Regions from separate parts of the Homo sapiens genome. Here region 2 is linked to region 1. A link is an interaction called in ENCODE POLR2A ChIA-PET data of the cell type or tissue named here. Cell type or tissue: Panc1. All regions are shown on one strand. Links, peaks and the distances in the headings refer to the core of each region. The heading gives the core; the rest is flanking DNA.

Evidence for each region. Peaks named below come from ENCODE experiments on the same cell type or tissue, not always from the same donor. Only the 100,000 strongest peaks of a DNase experiment are listed, where the experiment ranks them.
Region 2: POLR2A ChIA-PET joins it to region 1 with 8 read pairs; 6 of 35 experiments call an interaction of 5 or more read pairs at or near these places.

The regions. Positions count from the first base shown.
Region 1 is chr11:125,943,477-125,949,510 of GRCh38, forward strand. It overlaps VSIG10L2 (V-set and immunoglobulin domain containing 10 like 2), which reads left to right and starts at 2,568. Exons shown (of 12, transcript NM_001365077.2): 1 at 2,568-2,661; 2 at 4,210-4,560; 3 at 4,829-5,104. The coding sequence starts at 2,580. In Panc1, for the core only: no CTCF peak of the experiment used is centred there; no DNase peak of the experiment used is centred there.
Region 2 is chr11:126,077,445-126,083,478 of GRCh38, forward strand. No RefSeq gene overlaps it. Among named protein-coding and RNA genes, the nearest start is that of CDON, 18 kb to the left of the region's middle. In Panc1, for the core only: no CTCF peak of the experiment used is centred there; a DNase peak (open chromatin) is centred at 3,037.

The sequences.
Region 1 (6,034 bases), core at 613-5,612:
TGACCCCATCCCTGTGCCTTAAACTTAGACGCTCAAGAAACATTTGTTCAATTCATTGTTTACGTTCTTTGGTTAAGAGGTATAAGTAAGTTTAAGAGGCAGGAGCTATACATGCATAATCTCATGTGTTCCTCACAGGAAAACCATTAAAGGAAGAAATTGAAGCTTAGAGAAGTTCTGTAAGATGCTGAGGTCACACAGTAATAAAGAGATAAATGTGTGTTCTCATTACTGCGCTTTCTTGTCTCTCAAAGCAAGGAACCAGCTCACCTTGTCTCTCCCAGCTCCTCACCTCCCGAGGCAGCAGGGACAGGAGCCCTGGGCCTGTTCTCCCATTCCAGACACATCTCTTCTCTTCCAGACAGGGGCTGTGGCTCTGCCATGGGGTTCCTGTTCTGGCAGAGCCAGGACACAGGATGGGGGTAGGCTTCACCTCTGTGATGGTCTGTTTTATGTGTCAACTTGGCTAGGTCATGGGGTACCCAGATATTTCAAACATCACTCTGGGTGTTTCGGGAGGGTGTTCTGGGGTGAGATGAACATTTGAATTGATAGAATCAGTAAAGAACATTGCCCTCCCCAACATGGGTGGGCCTCATCCAATCAGGTGACGGCCCGAACAGAACAAAAAGGCTGAGTAAGATGGAACTCCGCCTGCCTGACTGCCTGAACTGGAACTGCGGTCTTTTCCTGCCTTCAGACTCAAACTGAAACCTCAGCTCTCCCTGGATCTCAAGCCTGTGGACAGCAGATCTTGAGATTTGTCAGCCTCCATAATCACATGACCCGATTCCTTATGATAAATCCCTTTCTGTATATACATACAACCTCTTCGTTCTCTTTCTCTGGAGACCCCTGACTAATATACCCTCTCTCCCTGACTCTCCCTTCGAGGGTCCCCTTCCTAAGGGGAAAGAGCAGGTTGAGGAGCCCCACCTGACTTCCGTGTTCCTGATGCCCCAGCTGAGAAAAGGCTGGGGGGCTGATAACGCAAGCAGCGTAGACTAACTCTGCATCAGCACAAGCTCTTGCCACTGCCAGAGGATCCTTTAAAGCTCCCCTGATTCACATGGCTAGAATTCTCCCGTTCTCTCCAGAGACAGGGGCCGGCCACCCTGAGGTGGAGAGTGCTGCCGGATCCCCACACTTTATTTCCATAGGAACCTCTAAGGGAGATCGGAGGAGATTCCCAGTCTGGGGAGTGGGGGAATCAAATGAGTGGCCCGTATGCACTGGTCACCAGGGGCAGTCAAACCTGACTCTCAGGGACCACCTGCCATTCTGCTCCATAGCTGAGTTAGGAGGGAAAGGGAACTCGAGACCCTGAGGAAGGCATGGAAGGGCTTGGCCGTGGATCGAGTGAGGGTGGGATAGGGGTCTGTCCATACAGCCTCTTCATGCAGCCACTGTCCCAGGCAAGTGAGAAGCCAGAGTGCCACAGTGACATCTTGGGCCCTGGAGGAGCCACCTGGAATTCAACTCTGACAGCTCCTGTCTTGGCTGAGCCTTGGAGAACCTGAAACCGGACATCAGATCCCCCTTCTCACTGGGGTTCAGGAATCTCATCCTCCGTCTAACCCTGCCACCAGAGGATGGAAAAATCTGACCCCCTCTCGGGCTGTCATTCAGAGACAGCTAGACAACAGGATATGCTCCAAGAGCTAGAGAGACAGAGAATTCAGAGAGCCCTGGACAGCAGGAATGCTGGGCTCCAGCCCAGCTCCGGGATCCAGACTTGATAGTTCAAATCTAGCTAGGAGCATGAATGGTGCACCTACTGCATGCTGGGCACTGTTCATCCGTGTGTGTGCATGAGCGCATGTGTGGACAGGCATGAATGAATGAATGAATGATATCAAACACATATGTGTGCATGAATTATATCAAAGATTTGTAAAGTACATAAAAAATAAACGTACAGCTTGAGGAACTGTAACCCTCACTCGACTCAAGGAACAGCACATTTCAGCACCCAAAAAGCACCCCCGTGTGCTAATTTAAGTCTTGTCATTTGATATTCACAATATACTCTTTACAACAAAGAAGGTGTTATTATCCCACTTATCTGTGAGGAAGCTAGGGCCCAGGGAGGCTCGGAAACGTCCTCGCTTTTCAGATTATCACCAACCCCAGCTGTCTGACTCCACAGCTCCTCCCGCCACTCCACCTAAAGGTTGTTTGAACCTCAAGGTCCCTGTGGTCGGGAGTCCTGTGTTGGGCAGGTAATTGGACCAGAAGAGTTTGGGGGCCTTTCTCAACTCTGTCCAGTGATTCTAATTTTACAATATCCTTTGAGCGAAAATGCAGGGAGCTCGTGGTCCTCTCCCCTGGGTCTGCCCCAGCCACGTCCTACCCTCCCCAATTCTGCATTATGGATGGGGTGAATCATCTGGTAAATAATTAACGAGTCATCGAGGCACTGAGGGTAACAGGAGAGCAGGGGTGGAGGCATGGGCAGGGCTAAAGTTGGCAACCTGAGCCAGACCACCATCCTCCCAGGGCTGGGCTCTGCTCTGGGTAGAAGGGGCCCACAGGTCAGGCAGGAGCCTCAGGTGGGTGGCCATCAGGGAGATGGGGCCATGGTGGGTCAGAGGGCCCAGCACAGCCCAGTCAGCCTCCTGCTGCTGATACACCTCTGCCTTCTGCACCTGAGGGCCTCAGGTGAGTGATACTCAGACCCCCCAGGGGGTTCATTTCCCACTCCCATCCCATTATTCCTGCCACTTCCTGGGGGATCCTCCTTTTGCACTCCATTCCATGAAGTCCGTTCAGTCATTCATCGGCTAGACATTTAACTAGCGTTCACTGAGCGACTACTATGTGCCACGTAGGTGAGAGCACTCTGCTTAACCTTGAGAAGCTGGAGTCATCCTGAGAGCCACTGTGAGGTGGTAAGCCTAGGAGTGGTATGGTCAGATCCAGGTTTCAGAAAGCTCCCTGGTTTTGAGGGGGATTAGGGCAATCAGGAGATCATTGCCATAATCCAGGTGAGAGATGCTGGCATCTTGGGCCAAAGCAATGTCCATGGGGTTGGAAGAAATTGGTTTCTGGGTTACATATTTTTATTCTTTTTTTTTTTTTGAGATGGAGTCTTGCTGTCACCCAGGCTGGAGTGCAGTGGTGTGATCTCGGCTCACTGCAACCTCTGCCTCCTGGGTTCAAGTGATTCTCCAGCCTCAGCCTACCAAGTAGCTGGGATTACAGGTGTGTGCCACCATGCCCAGCTAATTTTTGTATTTTTAGTAGAGCCAGGGTTTTGCCATGTTGGCCAGGCTGGTCTCAAACTCCTGACCTCAGGTGATCTGCCCGCCTCAGCCTCCCAGAGTGCTGGGATTACAGGCCTGAGCCACTGAGCCCGGCCCCAGAGACTTACTTTCATGCAAATTTGCTGAGGTCCTCAGCACTTCATGGCATGAGGCCCACCCTGGCCACATGTGAGGGGACAGCGGGGAACATGGTACTTGGGCTTAGGCTGGGGTTGAGGGCTGGGCCCTGAGCCGAGAACACCTGTTAAGTGACTTACTCCACAGGAACTACTTAATGGCTGGTCCCTGATAGACTGGGAACTCCATGAGAGCAGGGGTGGGGGGCTCATTTGTCCTTGTGACCCCGGCACTCTATGCTTAGTTGAACGAATGCTGGATGGGCTGATGCGGGCGGTGTCCTCTTTCCCTTGCTGCAATCAACTGGAACAGGGTGGGAGGGAGCCCTGGGATCCTCCTGGAATCCTTACACAGGAACTCCAGACCCCGAGCCACCAGTGGCCAAGCAGATCTCCTTATCTCCAGGGTCACCATCGTCACGGGACTGATCATCAGACTGATCTTGGGGCGCTTGTTACAAATATGGATTCCTGGGCCCTGACCCCCTCACCACCACTGGGAGTGTCTGACTTGATAGTCTGGGGTGACGTCCACGAATCTGCCTTTTGGATGGTCTAGTGACCCATGAGGAGTGGGGATGTCTGCTCCAGTCCATTCTCTGACTTCAGTCAACCCCTCCTTCAGTGCATCCAAACAGGAAACCCAGAGGCTCCCACACAAACTGTCTCTTGCCCACCAACTCCAGAAGTGCTTTTATGTGGTCTTCCTGAACCCTGCCTGGGCCGCTTGGGACTGCAGAACCAAAAAGAGAGGCTCCAGGCAAGGCAGGGAGTGCAGGAGAGCCCAGAGCAGCCCAGAAGTCCTGCTATGCCCCTTCTCTCCCCAGGCCAGCCCCACCCGACCCCCGAGGCCCCTGTAGAGGAGGTGGTGTCTGTCCAGGGAGTGCGAGGTGGCTCCGTGGAGCTGGCCTGTGGCTCAGGGCCTGCCCCGCTGCTGGTCCTCTGGAGCTTCACCCCCCTGGGCTCCCTGGTTCCCCGGCCTGTGGCCGTCACCGATGGAGCCATGTCCAAGGTGGAGGCCATCGCCTCGGCTCTGGGAGTCGTGAGTCTGAGGAACAGCAGCCTGGTGCTGGGGGAGCTTCACGAGGGTGCCCGTGGCCACTTCCTATGCCAGGTTCTGCACGTGGCTGGCGGCCAGCTCCACGCTGCCTACTCCCACCTCACGCTGGCTGTGCTGGGTGAGGGCCTGGCCCCAGCTGCAGCTGGTCCGCGGGCTGCTTTGGATTTCTCTGGAAGTGTGCTGCCCATTCCCTTTGTGTGTGTGCGGGACCCAGGTTCTAAAGGGCGCCCCACTCCAGGGACTTTGGAAAGCTGGGGTGATGAGGAAGGGATGGTCAGGGTGGGTGGGCTGGTGAGTCCCCAGCCAGCAGGGGTGGGGGCGCTGGACACAGCTGGGCGTGTCCTGGGTCTGTAATAACACAGCGGGCCTCTCCCTCCTCTGGCCAGTGCCGGTGTCCAAGCCTCAAGTGCGACTGAGTAACCCGTCCCCTGTGGAGGGAGCCTCCGTGGTGGCCACGTGTGCAGTGCGGGAGGGCACAGAGCCCGTGACCTTTGCCTGGCAGCATCGGGCACCCCGAGGCCTTGGAGAGGCCCTGGTGGGGGTCACTGAGCCACTATTCCAGCTGGACCCTGTCAACCGGACACACCTAGGGTGGTACATGTGCAGCGCCAGCAACTCCGTGAACAGGCTGAGCAGTGACGGGGCCTTCCTGGACGTCATTTGTGAGTCAGACTGTGGTGGGGGGGCTGTCAGGGCTGACACCCATCTCCCCATCCACACTCAGCCTTCCACACCTCAGAACTCCCCAAATCCCTCCACTGCAGGAGTGCCTCGCCCTCTAAAAGTCTCCAGCAGGCAAGAGTCACGGGGTGCCGTGCCCCTGCTGCCCACTGCAGCTCTAGTTCCAGGCTGTTAGCCTTATAAAGGTCAAGGACACCCTTTTCCAGGAAAACGTGCATACATTCATGCTTACAATTTCACTCACCATTTCACTGGCGGCCTGGAGAGTCTGCCTTTAGGTTGAGCCTGGAGGGCTCTCAGAAACCAACAGGACCCCAGGAGACAGGAATGGGGCCACAGTGGGAGGAGAGGGCAGCAAGCCTGAAGTTAGAAGTCAGGAGCCCCGGGTGAAAGATGAAGGCCAGGGTGGCCTGGAGCTCGCTGTCCCACATGGCAGCCACGCATGTGTATCTTCGGTCACTTGAGATGGAGCCAATCCAAACTGAGCTGTGCTGTAGGCATGGAAGGCACACTTGATTTTGAAGCTTTAGTCCAAAAGAAAGAATGTAAAATATCCGTAACTTCTATATTGATTATATATTGAAATAACATTCTGGATATATTTGGTTAAATAAATATATTCTTAAAGTAAAACACCTATTGGTGGTTTTTGTTTTTGTTTTCTGCTTGATCGGGTTTGGTCATTTTTACGTAAGATTTGGCTACTAGAACGTGTTATAAAAAAAAATCTGTGTCTGGCATCCGCCTATTGGACGGTGCTGGTCTTAGACGTTTTAAGGAGCGAGGACGAATGGCGTCCTATTTATCGGTCTTCACCGTGGCGGTTTGTGGAAATTGTGAACTGAGGACTGTTGAGGCAGGTGAGCAGGAGAGTTCTTGCGAAAGAGGCAGGAGCAGACTGGAAGTAGGCA
Region 2 (6,034 bases), core at 359-5,358, 130 kb after region 1:
CATCCCCTGCCTCCATGCATGAGGATGGCTTAGAGAAGACTGGTCCTTATTCAACTCTTCCCTCTCACTTGTCAGTGTCTTGGCTCCTGACCACAAGGTATGGAACCTTTAGGGCCCCCTCCAGACACAGAATCCAGCTTTGTCATCCTCTAACACAGAAAACATTTCAGGACTTCTTTGGGATGTTCGACCCACCTGGATGTGTCCTGGAACCCTACTACCTGTCTGCAGCAGGAAGTCAAACAGAAGGCAGCCATTCCCGTCTTCTCTATCAGCATTAGCAGCCACAGTTTAGAAATTCAGCCTGTGCTTTTCTCTAGGGCCTGCATCTGTGCAGACTTCTACCCTCAGGCTTCCCTACAAGATGCTCAGAAGGTACTGAACAGAACACGCACTTGCAAAAATGACCAAAAGCACAAAGGCAAGGGAATAGATCACCTTCTCCTTTCTACTTTCTATTCCCCTACATCTCTCTTTGACTTTAGAGCCCTAAAATTGCCATAGTTCTTAATTTTAGTCAACTTACTACTAATTTTAAAGTATACGAAAATTAGTTAATGACACTTATTAAGCACCTATTACGTGCAAGGTATTATCAAGCAAAATGTAGTGTTCTTACAGTTCCTTCTGTTTGCCTCATATTTTGCTGTTTTCCTGCGATGGTCAGTATATATTGCCTCCCATCACACACCATGTTTTTTGAGCAGCCAGAGACCCAGGCAAATCAATAAATGTTTATCAAATTTCTTTTTTTTTGAAACAGAGTCTCGCTCCGTCGCCCAGGATGGAGTGCAGTGGCGCGATCTCAGCTCACTGCAACGTCCGCCTCCCAGGTTCAAGCTATTCTCCTGCCTCAGCCTCCCAAGTAGCTGGGACTACAGGCACCCACCACCATGCCCAGCTACTTTTTTTTTGTATTTTTATTAGAGACGAGGTTTCACCATGTTAGCCAGGATGGTCTCTATCTCCTGACCTCGTGATCCGCCTGCCTCAGCCTCCCAAAGTGCTGGGATTACAGGCGTGAGCCACCACGCCCGGCCAAGTTTCTTCTATCTGTTACTAGCTTTGCACCTGTGGAAGAATACAATTGCATATCTGCCCTTGAGACCACTATGCTGTACAGTCTGTCAAATGTGTCTCCAAAACAATTAGAAACCATGCAAAGCAGCACATAAATAAATACTTATCGGCTATGATGGAGACTGAGGTTATGCTTTTTTTTTTTTTCTTGACACAGAGTCTTGCTCTGTCACCCAGGCTGGAGTGCAATGGTGTGATCTCTGCTCGCTGCAGCCTCTGCCTCCTGGGTTCATGCGATTCTCCTGCCTCAGCCTCCCAAGTAGCCGCGATTATCATGCCTGTAATCCCGGCACTTTGGGAGGCCAAGGTGGGTGGATCACCTGAGGTCAGGAGTTCGAGACCAGCCTGGCCAACATAGAGAAACCCTGTCTACGAAAAATACAAAAATTAGCTGAGTATGGAGGTTATGCTTTTAAAGAGCAAGATGGAAATGGTTCTTGGGAAAATAACTACAGAAAGAGTTGGTTTCCTGGCCGGGTGCGGTGGCTCATGCCTGTAATCCCAGCACTGTGGGAGGCCGAGGCGGGTAGATCACTTGAGGTCAGGAATTCCAGACCAGCCTGGCCAACATGGTGAAACCCCGTCTCTACTAAAAATACAAAAATTAGCCGGGCGTGGTGGCGGGCACCTGTAATCCCAGCTACTCAGGAGGCTGAGGAAGGAGAATCACTGGAACCCAGGAGGCGGAGGTTGCAGTGAGCTGAGATCACGCCACTGCCCTCCAGCCTGGGCTACAGAACGAGACTCCGTCTCAAATTAAAAAAAAAGAAAAAAGAAAGAAAGAGTTGGTTTCCACTGTTTCAAGACTAATGGAAGAAACTGTTCTCATGAAGAATGGGAAGGACAACCTATAGACTCACAGGAAGCTAAGGGGTAGGGTGGGAACCTTGCCTGAGTTAAGAATAAGGAAACTAGGCAAATTCCTCTCTGCAAAATGATGGTAACACTACTGCCTGCCTCATGGTGGTGAGGATTAGAACAGTGTCTTGCAAGTAGTAAGCTCAATGTCAGTGTTCACTACACTACTACTGTTTTCGTTCTTAGGTGAACTGTTTTACTTTGGGACTGGCTAGAGGTGGGGGTTGGGGGACTGGCTTATATTATGGTGTCTTAGGTTAGTGACTGAAACACACTGACAATCTTTGTTCCTGGCAAAGCAACACTATGCTCTCATTTCAATCCCACTTATAAATTCTGCAATGGAAAAAATGGAGCTGGCCCTTAGGGAACTCACTATAGGGGCCTGAGACTTGGGCCATGCTCTCACTAAACCCTCTGGCGGAAGACCTTCGGGCCACCCAGCCCCACCTGGAGGTGGAAGGTGATTAAATGGATGATCTCACCCGGTCCCTTTTGAGAGGGCCTGAGTCTGTGATCCTGTAAACAGACTCCTATGCATTGCAAACCATGGGCGTTTTTGTGGATTGTTCTTTGTTCAGAAAAAGCCAGAGCAGTTTTGAGAAGTCTGCAGAATGTTAGAGCTGTCACTTCTAAAGTAATGTAACGCTGTCTGTTACCCCACCTATCAGCAAAGCAAAGCAAGGTATATGTCTCCATGAGTCAGGGTTTATTTAATATTCACAACCCCGGCAGTTTTTTGACTGATGAAAATATTTTGCAAACAGAACCTGGTCCTGTTTTTCTCCTCACTCTTTCCCCCTGCCAAATGTAGAGTGAGAGGTTGGCAGAGGCAGTGCTAAACTAGTAGGGCTGAGGAGATACTATCTCCGTCTCCTTGTAACACAAAACATTTATTTTGCTGGGAGTGAACACAAAATTGAAAAGGGGCCAAGATTTCTGGGAGCAGGAGGTTTGGTTTTCCCCCTGGCTGGACTGCCTGGTTTGTTGACTTTCTGCCTTTGCCACCCCCTGAGCCACACACCAGCCTTACCTAAGACATAGACCATTACAAAGGCAGCTCTAGAAGCACCAGACTACCCCCACCCCAGCTCCAGGGGAGAGGACCAGCCATTATTCAGCAAATGAGTCAGCCGTGAGTGACAAAGCCAGGCTTGGTGACTCCCTTCCCCACTTGTTGCCTTGCCCTCTAGCTGTCTGTCCAGGGACCCAAAAGCCGAGTGATGGATGTCCCAAATGCAGACACCACTCGGAGACCCACCCGGCAGCTAGGCAGACATAGCAGGCACTTTGCTGAGGGCCTAACTCCCATGCTGCAGGATGACTGTATATCAAGATCTGTGATCACTGCGGAAGTCTCATTTTCCCAGACTTGGTTCCGCAGCTGTGCTGCCTTCAGATGCTGCCTTGGTTGAAATCCTGGCTCTTACTAGGTATGTGGCCATGGGCAGGTTATTTATCTTTCCCATGTTTCAATGTCCTTATCTTCAAAATAGGGATAATAATAGCACCTTTCTCCTAGGCTGTTGTGAGAATTAGACCAGCACGCTCACCATAGGTATTAGTTATGTGAGTACTATTACTGTCAAAGGTAAGGTAGGAGTATAGTTTCCTCTTATACTCTCAGCTTCACAGTGCCAGAGTCATTGACACCTGCTCTCAACTGCCTCGCTGTGCCCTCAACGCTCAGCCCTGGTGCCTCTGCCAGGGCTCTCTGCATGAAGAGTCGCCTTCCCCTTACATCAGGGCTGGCTTTGTGTTGTCTCTGAAACTTCTTGGACCTTGCCAGCGTGTTCTTTGGTCCTCTTCTTACGTGGAACTGCCAGTATCAGTGTGCCACTGAGCCTCAGTCTGTTCCATGATTTGTTTATTTTTAAATTTTATTTTATTTTATTTTTAGAGACTGGGTCTCACTCTGTGGCCCAGGCTGGAGTGCAGTGGCATGATCATGGCTCACTGCAGCCTCAAACTCCTGATCTCAAGTGATCTGTCTGCCACAGCCTCGCGAGGAGCTAGGACCACGGGCACTCACCACCATGGCTGGCTAATTTTCTCTCTCTTTTTTATTTTTGTAGAAATGGGAGTCTGTGTTGCCCAGGCTGGTCTCAAATTCCTGGCCTCAAGTAATACTCCTGCCTCAGCATCCCAAGGCACTGGGATAACAGGCTTGAGCCACAGCGTGCCTGGCCTATTTAAAACCTTTTCTTTCAAGAAAACAGAAGTATCTTAGGGGATTTAGAACCATACTACTATGGTCCTGCTTCAGAAAATCTACTATCTCTTTATGTATTTTTTCATCTAACTCAGTTTTGTTGTGCATTGTTTAGGTCAGAGTTGTTTAAGCTCAGCACTATTGATATTTTGGGCCAGATAATTCCATGTGGTGGGGACTCTCTTGAGCAGTTGAGAATGTTTAACGGCAACCCTGGCCCTCCCCCCACTAGATGCCAGTAGCACCCACTCCTCTGGTTGTGGCAAAATATCTCTAGACATTGCCAGTGTCCTCTGGGATAAGGTTGTCAGATTTAGCAAATAAATTTGATATCAAAATTAGCAAATATATTTGATATCAAAATATATTTTATCTGGCAGCCTTCCTCTGTGGGCAAAAATCACTCCAGGTTGGGAACCACGGGTTTAAATACCCTACACGTTCACATTCATTTACTCACATGATAACTGCGTCAGGTAGTTACTAGCAACCCATTCTAAAGATGAGGAAACTGAGTCTTGAAGAAGGAAAGTGGCTTGCCCACAGTCACCCAGGTCGATGGCTCATTTCAGTGCTCTTTCCATTTTATTACAGTGGCCCAACAGAGCTCAGCCTCTTGCAATATCTTCCTTGTTTATGAACATTCAGGAGGCTCCATTCCAACTCTTCTGGGCTGATGCTCTGATGATTGGGACATCGATTGTGTGAAGGGCCAAACTAGACATTGTCCTACAAACCTCTCCACCTCACACAGCTCTGAAAACGTTTCTTGGAGAGGAGGCAAAGGGAGAGGAAGGGAAAGGAACAGCAGGGGGTGCAGGGTCCCCGCCTCCCACAGCTCCGCAGCCAAAGCCTGGAGAGACAAAAGGCAGTGCGGCGCAGGGGTGATTATTTCCCTTGCTCTATCACCCAGCTCAATGGGGCATTCTGGATGCCTGCCCTCCGATGCCCAGGGGCCTTATTAACAGACCTCAGCTGTTGCCCAAAGCCCTTACCTCACCCAAGAGGGCTCTATTTGCATGATAATGCCCTCCTTGGGGGAATTATTGCTTAATTAAAGAACAGCAATCACTTTAATTAGCATGCCTCCTTGCTCCCTGGTACTTTGCATGGATTCAAATGAGCTCCTCATTAGGTATTGGCACTTGGACAAATCGAGGGCCTCTGGCTGGGAAGGGAGGCTCCCAGGGCAGGCAGCCCCAGCCGGGACCTCAATGGCGGGGAGGCCCAGCCCTGCCAAGAACACAACCCCGGCTTTGTGAAGGGAATGGCAGACAGGGCCTGGGCCAGCACCCTTTGAGGCCCACAACAGGGCACACAGGGGAGGGCCAGGCCCTGGAGGGTGGTGTTTGCAGGCGCCGGCCAAGGGCTCTCTCTTTGCCTCTGTCCGCTTGAGCTACACCCCCCTTTCAGCTCTTTTGCCATTGGCATTTAGCTGTATTACACCATCCTCCTCCTCCCGTAAGAATGTTTGGAGCCTTTCTCCATCAGTCCCCGCTACACCCATGCGCACCTGGCTCAGTCTCAGTGCCCCTCAGACTCTTCACTCCCAGTTTTGGAGTGCAGTTTTCTCTTCTAACTGGTAATGTAGGAGGATGGCACATAAAACAAAACAAGCAAACAAGAAAACACACCTGTCTTCATCCAGAGATGGTATCTCTCTCCCAGGGCAAGATCACCCTGCTCTTTAGCTTCTCTCCCCTGAGATCTAGAAAGAATCCAGGAACAACTCCACCCACAGACCCCTGAGCTGCATTTCCAGAAATAGGGGCCACTGTGGATTCTCACCACCACAACTCACCCTCCCCCAATCATTAATAAAACCTAGGTTATTTTGTGGGCCACCGAACTACTGCTTTCAGCACATGGAGTCCGACGCCGACC